2 separate regions of the Homo sapiens genome follow, and region 2 is linked to region 1. A link is a contact called in ENCODE Hi-C or POLR2A ChIA-PET data. All regions are on one chromosome and are shown on one strand. The core of a region is the stretch at or near the end of the contact, and the rest is flanking DNA. Distances in the headings are between cores, read along the strand shown. Region 1 holds the start of TNFRSF4 (TNF receptor superfamily member 4). Region 2 holds the start of DVL1 (dishevelled segment polarity protein 1).

Region 1 (5,360 bases), core at 2,639-5,138:
GGCTTGTTTTTCTCCCACTGCTGAGTGAGTCATCTTGTTTTTATGTAGAATCCTGTGATTCCTGGCGACAGCCAGTGGGCCCGGCCCAGGTTAGGGATCCTTCAGAACTGGGGTCCAGGCCTGTGTAGCCCCTGTGCCCCGTTACCCCTGCTGGCCCCGGGCAGGCCTTCCGGGGCCCCCGGCTTCTCCCTGCCCTGTGTTTTCATTTGTGCCGCCTCCCTTCGGGAACCTTCCAGAACGTGCCCACACTCCCGCTGCAGCCAATAGGCACCTTAAATAGCCACTTCGTGCGGCTGGCCGCGGAGCTCGGAGGGGGAAAGGCGACGCTGACCTGTGCCCCGCTCGCCCGCAGAGCTACATGGACCCCATGAACGAGTACAACGCGCTGAACGAGGCCAAGCAGATGATCGCCGTCGCCGACGAGAACCAGAACCACCACCTGGAGCCCGAGGAGGTGCTCAAGTACAGCGAGTTCTTCACGGGCAGCAAGCTGGTGGACTACGCGCGCAGCGTGCACGAGGAGTTTTGAGCGCCCGGCCGCGCCCCGCGCCGCCCCCCACGCACCACCGGGGCGGCCTCGCGGGTGACTCCGGGCTCCGTGGCTGTCCCGGACCCCACCTCTTCCCTGCCGCCCGCCACCGGCCGACCGACCGCGGCTGCCCCAGTTGATGAGCGGCGTGTCCCCTCTGCAGCGCGCACCCCGGCGGGGCTTTGGCTGTGACGCGGTCGGGGCGCGGGGCTGGGCTGTGGCCCCGCGGCGCCGCCTCCTCCCTGGTCCCTCGAAATCGTGGCATCTCACTTCTGAGAACGAAATCTCGCTTCAGTCACTCTGCCGAAGGCGCTGACGGCATCGCGGCCGGAACCTCTGGGCCCGGCCCCTCCCAGGGCCGCCGCTCCGTGGGAAAAAACAGCTCCTCCATTTCCTTGAAAACTGAACGATTATTAAAAATAGATTAAACTTCGCTGGAAATGAGTAGCCAGGAAGTTCAGGGGAGGGTGCCGGGTCCTTCCCGGGCCTGGCGTGTCGGAGCCACCCAGGTCCCGCAGCTGCCGCTGAGAAAATGCAAATATTTGTTGTGACAAGAATCACATACATTTACTTTAAATATAGTTGCCTTTTTTGGTCAGCTTCATTCTTTGGGCGTGAAACAAAACACAACAGCAGCGTGCTAGGTTTGTGGTTACAGTTTCCACTGGAGCGCTGGAGGCTGGTGCTGGGTCACGTGGAGGGTTGGAGGTCATGGCCGGTTCGAGGTGATTCTCCTGGCAGGTGGCAACGGGCAGGGGCTCTGGGAGGACGGAGGGCAGCGCTGCGTTTGTGAGTAGGGGTCAGGGGGCAGCAGACGTGCCCACTGAGTTTGGGGTTTGGACATTTAAGGCAGGAGACAGAGCCGCCTGGGGGTTTTGGGTGGAGGATGGCAAGGTCTTTGGGTGCAGTGGGGCAGGCCTAGCCCCAGATGGGGCAGAGAATGGGGTGTGTTAGGACGGCTGGTGGGGGTCCTGCTCTGTGGCGTGTGGGGGCCCAGGCTGTGTCCTGGCTCTCCCAGTGGGAGCTCAGGGAAGCCGGGAGTGTGTCCTCTTCAGTCTGCCCTGTGGTGCCCATGTGACCGGCCTCTGCCCTGAGCCCACCTGCCCAGGGGCCCCTGTGGGGCCGAGAGGGCGGGTTGGCACCTGGGCTGGTTCCCAGGCAAACGAGATTCACAGAGCCACGGCCAGCGCAGGTGGTGGGAGGATGGTCCCACGCCCTGCTCTAAGGGGCTGTAATTCCCTGGAGCCAACCTTCGGTGGCCTGGACTCTGTCTTTCCCCATCCGTGGCCCCAGGCCACAGCCAGGGACCATCATAGCTGCAGCAGCATTCGACGCCCTGTGCTGAGGGCCGTGCACCCAGAGGTGGGAGGTGTGAGCTGAGGCCATGCTGTGCTGGACATGAAGGCGGGGGGACAGCTGGGTATGTGGTGGCACCTGGCCCTTCAGAGGCCCCAGCCAGCTCCAGTCTGGTACTGGAGGAGCAGTGGCCACTCATGGGCTGCCCTGTGCCGCCCGCGACACTACTGTGTGGAGCGGGGAGCCCAGCTCCTGGGGATGTGGTTCGAGCTGCAGGCTGCCTTACAGACCTTGGGGGTCCTGAGCTCTGGGTCAGTGTCCAGCCTCCTGTGGCCACGCCACACCCGGTTCCATGGACACAGCAGGGCTTTCTTGGACCTGTGACCTTAAGCCCAGGACAAGGAGACCTGAGCTTCCTGGGCAGCTTCAAGCAGGAGGGGCCGTGCCCCATCCTGGGGCCATTGCAGTTGCCAGCAATATGCTGGGGGTGCCCTCTCCATGGTGCACGGGCCCCACTCACTGCACCTGTGGGCAGATGTGGCCACTTAGGCCCCAGGAGAGCAGTGTTGCCCACCAAGACCCCCAGTTCACCTGAACCTCCAAGGAACCAATTGCAAATGTAAGCTTTTTCTCACTGTCAGTGGGAAACCCTTGTGAACGCTGGGTGGAACCTTCCACAAAATGCCAGAACTTTCCTCCTCTGCCCACCTGGGTTGGGGTGTGCACATGCAGGTACACACACTGTCTGGGATGCTCTGAGCCCTTCCAGGGTCCTCTCTACTTGTGGGGACGTGGGGAGGGTGACCAACTTAGGGACCCTCAGTCCGAGGGCGGGTGGCCTCTCCCTCCACTCCCTCCCTCTCCAGGGCCAGCGGGCTCCACGGCTGGGAATTTCCCCACGGGTGGGCCGAGGACAGGCAGCTGTTTCCTGTGCTCCTGGGAGGAGGGGATTTCCAGCCCCTTCCCTGCTGCTCTGTTCCTAGAGGCCCCTCTCCACTTGCAACTTCAAAAATGAACTTTTGGATAATCACAGGCTGGTCACAGTTATTTGAAAGGTGCAGAAAGGGCCCAGGGAGCCCCCAGCCCCGCACCTGCTCCCCAGCTCTCCGGGCAGTTCGCATCCTCTGGGCAAACCTGGAACCTGAGAACTGTTTGCATAGAAGGTGGAAACCTGCCTGCGTGCCCGTGTGCGCCAGGCCATCCAGGACCCACCCTCACCACCTCCTCAGAGGCCTGTCTCCAAACACTGCCACATGGGGGTTAGGGCTTCCACGCAGGAATTTAAGGGGCACAGTTCAGCCATAGACACCTGCCGTGCTCAGGCACACTCAGCGTGGGCTGTGGTCACGGGTGTCTTTTTTTTTTTTTTTGAGATGAGTCTCGCCCTGTCGCCCAGGCTGGAGTGCAGTGGCGCCACCTCTGCTTTGCAACTTCTGTCTCCTGGGTTCGAGTGATTCTGCTACCTCAGCCTCCTGACTAGCTGGGATTACCGGCGCCCGCCACCACGCCCGAATAATTTTTGTAGTTTTAGTAGAGACGGGATTTCGCCATGTTAGCCAGACTGGTCTTGAACTCCTGACCTCAGGTGATCCACCCGCCTTGGCCTCCCAAAGTGCTGGGATTACAGGCGGGAGCCACCGTGCCTGGCCATGGGTGTCTGTCTTACCATGGCTGTGGTCACTGCTGCTCAGAGCTAGTCTTGGGCATACAAGGGGGACCATGCTTCAGCAGTGCCACAGCCCTGAAGGTCCAGACTGAGGAGTTGCCTCTCCTGACTCAGTGCTGCCTCAGTTTACCCACGTGCTCCATGGACCTTTTTGCTGAGGGTCGAGCCGCAGGCCAGGCCCTACTGTGCCCTGGGGTCTGAACACGGTGGTCTTGGGCAGAAGAGGTCAGAAGGCAGAATAAGCCAATGCTGGGGGTGCCCAGACCCCGCCTTTGTGCCCAGCCCACAGCCAGGGTCCCCGGCCTGCCACCTTCCTCCTCCCGCCTCCTCTGCCCTCCTCCCCTCTCCCCTCCCCTCCTCCACAGTCCTTATAGCCACACCCCGCAAGGAAAACCCAGACTCTGGCGACAGCAGAGACGAGGATGTGCGTGGGGGCTCGGCGGCTGGGCCGCGGGCCGTGTGCGGCTCTGCTCCTCCTGGGCCTGGGGCTGAGCACCGTGACGGGGCTCCACTGTGTCGGGGACACCTACCCCAGCAACGACCGGTGCTGCCACGAGTGCAGGCCAGGTGAGGCCTCAGGAGGGGTCGCCACGCACGGGCACTCCAGGGACTGGGGGCTGGGGCAGGGATGGGCCAGCCAGGAGGCTGGTCCTGGGGAGGGGGCGGGTGAGGGGCCGGCCAAGCCTGGCAGAGGAGCCGCCTGGGGGGGTCCACGGGCGCAAGCCTGGGGCCTGACCGCTGCCTGACGCCGGCCTCTGCTGCAGGCAACGGGATGGTGAGCCGCTGCAGCCGCTCCCAGAACACGGTGTGCCGTCCGTGCGGGCCGGGCTTCTACAACGACGTGGTCAGCTCCAAGCCGTGCAAGCCCTGCACGTGGTGTAACCTCAGTGAGCTCCCACCTGGCCCCACAGCCCCACCCAGCACAGGGGGCGGCAGCCTGGCACCCACATTCCCACGCAGCAGCATGGGGCTCCCACAGCCGCAGAAACGAACCTCAAACCACAGCGGGGTCTGCTCCGCCACAGGGGTCCTTCGAGGAGCTGAGGCGTCTCCCAGGGGCACCCCCTCTCCCTCCGGGGGCCCAGACTCGGCCCAGGCCACGTGGAGTCGGGGAGACCACGCTGGCCATGTGGCCTGGCCTTGCTGGCCTGAGCAGTGAGGCTGGGGGGTTGGGCCATGGAGACCCTGCCGCAGGCGGGGCTGGCGGCTGGAGGCGGTGGAGGGGTAGGGAAGGGTGGCTGGGGCTGCCACGGAACCAGCCCCAGGTTGTGGCCAGGAAGGGAGGGCCCAGGAGCCTCGGGGGCTGCAGGGGCTCCAAGTCTCAGGGGAGGCCGCAGACCCCTGCCCACGGCCCTCTGTGTGGTGGGGAGGCCAACCTGTCCTCCAGTGCCCACGCTTCCTGAGGACCCTGTCCACAGCCCCCACCTGACCACCCCCCCATCCGGCCCCTGCTCAGGAAGTGGGAGTGAGCGGAAGCAGCTGTGCACGGCCACACAGGACACAGTCTGCCGCTGCCGGGCGGGCACCCAGCCCCTGGACAGCTACAAGCCTGGAGTTGGTGAGCTCGGTGGCTGCGGCCGGCGGTTGGGGGTGTGCATAGCGGCTGTCTGTGACGCAGATGGGCCGTGGGCCGCAGGGACCTGGCCCCACCGGTGCCTCCTCTGGCATCCTCAAGACCGAGCTCCCGGGTCAGGGCCCACGGGTGGGATGTGGGCAGGGAGGGCTTCCAGAGGCCAAACCCACCACCCAGCCATGGGGGGCAAGTGCCTGCCCCACAGGCTCTGCCCCATGTCCCCAGCACCCGGGGCCTGTGGGCAGCCCCTGACCACCCTATCTTTGTTGCAGACTGTGCCCCCTGCCCTCCAGGGC
Region 2 (5,742 bases), core at 1,888-4,387, 140 kb before region 1:
TCCTCTGGGAGTCGGTGTCCTGGGAAGGGGACCTTTGAGCTAGTTCTGTGTGGCTTCTGGTCGTGGAGGAGTTCAGATTCCCTTGAGGGCTGACCTGGACGTGAGGAGGGGGGACGTGGTGGTGGCTGTGAGGCCAGAGGGAAGGCCGTGGGAGCACAGCTCTTGGAGAGGCAGAGGGACGAGGAGCGGGAGTAGTGGGATGCGGGTCAGACACTTGCAAAGGGGGCGGGAGCAAAGAGGCTCCAGCAGAGACAGCCCGGGACAGCAGGGTGGTTCCAAGAGTCTTGGCCAGGCCAGCACGGATCTGGCCCTAGAATCCTTTCCCGCTCAGGCATCAGCTGGTTGGGTGCAGGATCTCAGCACAAGTTCAGGCGGTGGGAGGAGTGGCGGGAGCAGGAAGGCCCGTGGCCCGGGGTCCTGGCAGCACAGACCAGCGACTAACTGCTGCTTCTTGAAGCTGGCGTCACCACCCAACCCCATCCTCCAGTCCTCCCAGGACAGTGGGGGTGGGAAAGGGTGACAGTTGCCCACAAGGACCCCACACAAGCATGGATGGGGAGGGAGGGAGGCTGGTCTGGGGAGGTGTGGCTTGAAGATGCACCCCCCTCCCAGCCCGGTTACCTCTGGCCTCACCAGTGGCCACACCTGTCAGGGCCCCAGCTGGACCACATCCGCGTCAGCAACGGGACTGGCCTCAGGCCTCTGGCTTCCAGCCTCTCTTGAGACCTAGCCTGGGGTCAGGCCCTCAGGGCAGGGACAGGCTTCCTCCCTCCCTGGGGCCTCAACAGATAGCCCCTCTTAGGTCTTCCTGCCTGGCTTCTGACCTCTGGGGAAGAGAAGGGCTGCGGGAAGGTGGAGGGGGCTGGCGGCTAAGCTGTCCGGGCTTGGCTGAGCAAACGCCACAGTTCTCCCTCTCAGAGCCCGGGTGCAGGGTCAGGATCCCAGGCCCAAGCTGACCGTCAAGCACTGGTGCCTGCACTGATCGGTTTCTTTCCGAGCCGGTGCAGCCCCCAGCACGGTCAGGGCCCGATAGATGCCAGTTCCATCTCGCCGGCTTCCTGGGGACGGGAACCAAGGGACCCCACCGCACTCTCTTCCCCATCGCTCCAGCCCCGTCCAGGCCCCCTCCTCACTCCCCCCGTCGCTCCTGCCCCGTCCAGGCCCCCTCCTCACTCCCCCCGTCGCTCCTGCCCCGTCCAGGCCCCCTCCTCACTCCCCCCGTCGCTCCTGCCCCGTCCAGGCCCCCTCCTCACTCCCCCCGTCGCTCCTGCCCGGTCCAGGCCCCCTCCTCACTCCCCCCGTCGCTCCTGCCCCGTCCAGGCCCCCTCCTCACTCCCCCCGTCGCTCCTGCCCCGTCCAGGCCCCCTCCTCACTCCCCCCGTCGCTCCAGCCCCGTCCAGGCCCCCTCCTCACTCCCCCCGTCGCTCCTGCCCCGTCCAGGCCCCCTCCTCACTCCCCCCGTCGCTCCTGCCCCGTCCAGGCCCCCTCCTCACTCCCCCCGTCGCTCCTGCCCGGTCCAGGCCCCCTCCTCACTCCCCCCGTCGCTCCTGCCCGGTCCAGGCCCCCTCCTCACTCCCCCCGTCGCTCCTGCCCCGTCCAGGCCCCCTCCTCACTCCCCCCGTCGCTCCTGCCCCGTCCAGGCCCCCTCCTCACTCCCCCCGTCGCTCCTGCCCCGTCCAGGCCCCCTCCTCACTCCCCCCGTCGCTCCTGCCCCGTCCAGGCCCCCTCCTCACTCCCCCCGTCGCTCCTGCCCGGTCCAGGCCCCCTCCTCACTCCCCCCGTCGCTCCTGCCCCGTCCAGGCCCCCTCCTCACTCCCCCCGTCGCTCCTGCCCCGTCCAGGCCCCCTCCTCACTCCCCCCGTCGCTCCTGCCCCGTCCAGGCCCCCTCCTCACTCCCCCCGTCGCTCCTGCCCCGTCCAGGCCCCCTCCTCACTCCCCCCGTCGCTCCTGCCCCGTCCAGGCCCCCTCCTCACTCCCCCCGTCGCTCCTGCCCCGTCCAGGCCCCCTCCTCACTCCCCCCGTCGCTCCTGCCCCGTCCAGGCCCCCTCCTCACTCCCCCCGTCGCTCCTGCCCCGTCCAGGCCCCCTCCTCACTCCCCCCGTCGCTCCTGCCCGGTCCAGGCCCCCTCCTCACTCCCCCCGTCGCTCCTGCCCGGTCCAGGCCCCCTCCTCACTCCCCCCGTCGCTCCAGCCCCGTCCAGGCCCCCTCCTCACTCCCCCCGTCGCTCCTGCCCCGTCCAGGCCCCCTCCTCACTCCCCCCGTCGCTCCTGCCCCGTCCAGGCCCCCTCCTCACTCCCCCCGTCGCTCCTGCCCCGTCCAGGCCCCCTCCTCACTCCCCCCGTCGCTCCTGCCCCGTCCAGGCCCCCTCCTCACTCCCCCCGTCGCTCCTGCCCCGTCCAGGCCCCCTCCTCACTCCCCCCGTCGCTCCTGCCCCGTCCAGGCCCCCTCCTCACTCCCCCCGTCGCTCCTGCCCCGTCCAGGCCCCCTCCTCACTCCCCCCGTCGCTCCTGCCCCGTCCAGGCCCCCTCCTCACTCCCCCCGTCGCTCCTGCCCCGTCCAGGCCCCCTCCTCACTCCTCCCATCCTGGGCCGCCCTCTAGTGGCCTCCGCGCTTCCTGCTGGGGTCGGGTCGGGAAGGCCTCCAGCCCCGCGAGCCCCGGAACAGTAAGCGCGGACGCCCCGCGGCCTCAAGGGACGCCTCGGAAGTCTCCCCTGCCCTGCGGAGAACCCCAGGACTAAATCCCTCCCGCCGCCGGGCGCTCCGACGCCTCCGTGCACGCCCGCGCCCCCGCGCGCCCCGCATCCGCTCGGCCTGCTGCCTGGACCCCGTGGGACCCGGCAGAGGGCACGCGAGTCGGGAGCCTTCGCGGTGGCGCAGAGCGACCGGGCGCCACCTCAGCGCCGCGCACCCGGCGTCCCCGGGGTCCCTCCGCCCGACCCGAGCGCCCCGGCGCCCACGGGCCCACAGCCAGCGGCGCGCGTCGCATGCGCCGGATCATAATGGAGCGCGGGCCCGCGCGCGGGGGCGGGGCCGGGGCGGGGCGGGGCGAGCGATGATCGCCTGCGTCTGCGCATCCTCGCCCCGCCCCCGCCGTGCGCCCCCGTGACGTCAACGCCGCGCGCTCGGGCGCCCCCCCGCGGCCACGCTCAGGACCCCGGGCCGGGCGGTCCCTTTAACGGCGCGGCCCGAGGGGCGCAGGCGGGAGGGCGGCGGGGCTGAGCGCGCCCTCCGTGCTGCGTCCCTCGCGCCGCTCCCGGGCCGGGGGCGGATGGGCGGCCGCGGGCCGCGGGGCAGCAGTCGGGACGCGCGCGGGAGCCGGGGGCGGCGGCCGGGGCCTGGGCGGTCGGGCGGGGGCGCCCGGGGGCCTCGGAGCGTCGGGGCCGAGAGCGGTGCGGGCCGGGCGGGGCGCAGGCGGGCGGGCGGGTAGCGCCCCGCGTCCGAGCCCCGGGCCGGGCCCTGAGCGCGCGGGCTCCGCGCCGCCGCCGCGCCATGGCGGAGACCAAGATTATCTACCACATGGACGAGGAGGAGACGCCGTACCTGGTCAAGCTGCCCGTGGCCCCCGAGCGCGTCACGCTGGCCGACTTCAAGAACGTGCTCAGCAACCGGCCCGTGCACGCCTACAAATTCTTCTTTAAGTCCATGGACCAGGACTTCGGGTCAGTCGGCCGCGAGGCCTGCGCGAGCCTGGCGCGGGCTCGGGGGTCGCACCTGCCCGCGCGGGGACGGGGCGGGGGTCCTGAGCCGTTCGCGCCCCCGGGGACCTGCGACCGCGACGCGCCTCCGCTAGATGCGGCGCGGGTGGCGGCCTCGGCCCGTGTGCGGCGCGCGCCCACCTGTCCGTGGAGCGGGGCGATGGCAGGCGGGGTTCCCGGCGTCCCTGGCCCCAGCTTCCCGGCCCCGAGTCCTGCCTTGGCCCGTGTCAGACTCGGTCGGCCGCATCGCTTCCACCGGGGCTGGCCGGGAGCGCCTGCCGTTGGTGCGGGCTGGGGTCAGGGGCGTGTCAGTGGGAAGGAAGCAGGGTGGGGTTCCCTAGCTGGGATGGGGAGACATGGGGGTACAGGTTCACCAACCTGTCTGCTAGGGTTTGCAGAAGCTTCCCGAGGGTCAAGACAGGTTCTCCTGGCCCCCTTCTGCAGGGTCCTTGTGACAGGGTGGAGGTCAAGGGCCACTGGTGACCATGAAACTTTATTCGCCTACCCGTGTCCTGAGCTTCCTGTGGGCCCCGTCCCCACTGAGCCACAAAGCACTTGCGTTCCCGGAGCAGCCCAGACCATCTGCTGTTTCGGGGCAGCCTGGGTCAGCGTCTCCCTGCTGGGCCTCGGTGGTGGTGTCCCAGGCGAGGAGACCCCTGCTGTGCTGAGCTGGGCCCTCTGGGACAGGGAGCAGGAGCCTGGCGGTCTGCTTGAGGCCTGGCCTGGCCCGGCCCAGCCACCAGTAACCTGAGTCCCTAGTCCCAGCTCAACAGTGCTGGGGGCGGGCTCAGGCCTCGTGGCCCCAGGAGGTGAGCCTCCGGCAAGCGGTGTCCTTGTGTGTGGCCGCTTCTTGGGATTGTGACATTAAGGTTGTTTCTTGGATTCTGTGGTTGCAGGGTCCTCAGGCAGCCCCAGGTCCAGTCAGGCTGGGTCCGCTCTGGAGCTCTCAGGGGGGCCCAAGGGACATCTAGACAGCTGTACTTTCCTTCCCCACCCCCACGACCAGGCAAAGCAGAGAGGGCAGGGTGCGTCCTTGGCAGCCTTTGAAGGCTGGGCGCTCCCCACTCGGCTCAGCGGCCCTCCTGCCCGCTCCGGTCAGGTTGGGCAGGAGGGGGCGGTTTGTTTTCTGAGTCTGGTCCGGGCTCCTCCCCAGCTGGGGCACCTTGCAGTCCCTGCTTCTCTGGGCCTGGGCTGCTTTGGCCTTGAGCATGGGGCATGTGTCAGGTACTTTTGTTTTTGACTTAGTTTATTATTCTAACGAAAGTTACCAAAGTTACTAATGCTGTTTGTTGCAAATGTGTGCCACCAGGAAATGCGTAGTGAGGAGGTGCCCAGCCCCCAGGTTCTGCTCCTGGACCATGCTCTGGGATGAAGCCCTGGGGGAGTCCGCCTTCTGCTCCTGACACCCACCGGGGGCTGCCCAGGGCAGAGACAGCCTGACTGTTGCCCTAGTGCACTTCTAGCAGTGGCTGCACCTGCTGGGCACATTTGGAGGACGCGTGGGTGCCCGGGCCTGGGAACAGGGTGGGCAGGTCTGGGTGTCGAGGCAGGCTTGGGGATGCGGCCAGGAAAGAGACAGGGGAGCTTCAGTGTACAGCTTTGGAGGCTGCAGACTTACAGGGGGCTGGGAGTCAGTGGGGCTGCAGAGGTCAGGGCTGGGCTGGGCTGGGCTGTGGGGGTTGGAAAGAATGGACTGGGGTGATGCTGGAGGTCCAAGACGAGGGCCTTGCTCTGTAGCCTCCCAGGTCCTCTGGCTGGGATGGGGGCCTTGCTCTGTGTCCTCCCTGGTCCTCTGGCTGGTGGCCTCAGGAGCCTACGGAGGACCCTCATCAATTACTTCCTTCATCCCTTCCCCTGAGTTCTACCCGCAGACCTCTCAGCACTGTCTGTTCTGTGGAATAGAACCCCCGTGGGAGGGGCTGGTTGGTCAGTAATACTTTAGCTTAAGCGACTGCTGAACTAGACACTGACCCTGGATGCCAAGCGAATGTAGTTGGAGATGGGGGGAAGAGAAGGCAGGTCCTCGCTGGTCTGGGGTGGCCTTCAT

The links. Hi-C counts contacts between places; a loop is a spot of excess contacts on that map. ChIA-PET counts read pairs that join two places held with the same protein, here RNA polymerase II (POLR2A). Pooled maps may share reads with other maps.
Region 2: a pooled map shows a loop between it and region 1 (2.0-fold over the local background). The contact joins the promoter of DVL1 here to the promoter of TNFRSF4 in region 1. A Hi-C loop is called at or near these places in 2 of 50 pooled maps. POLR2A ChIA-PET finds 5 or more read pairs at or near these places in 2 of 52 experiments (H1 and activated T-cell).

What each region holds. Positions count from the first base shown.
Region 1 is chr1:1,212,681-1,218,040 of GRCh38, reverse strand. It overlaps TNFRSF4 (TNF receptor superfamily member 4), which reads left to right and starts at 3,888. Exons shown (of 7, transcript NM_003327.4): 1 at 3,888-4,058; 2 at 4,256-4,378; 3 at 4,948-5,049; 4 at 5,337-5,360. The coding sequence starts at 3,914. It overlaps SDF4 (stromal cell derived factor 4), which reads left to right. Exons shown (of 7, transcript NM_016176.6): 7 at 353-1,110. The coding sequence ends at 529. RefSeq lists a silencer at 4,761-4,810.
Region 2 is chr1:1,346,813-1,352,554 of GRCh38, reverse strand. It overlaps DVL1 (dishevelled segment polarity protein 1), which reads left to right and starts at 3,137. Exons shown (of 15, transcript NM_001330311.2): 1 at 3,137-3,659. The coding sequence starts at 3,490. RefSeq lists silencers at 2,516-2,665, 2,686-3,005, 3,106-3,285, 4,446-4,622 and enhancers at 4,175-4,804, 4,805-5,434, 5,636-5,742.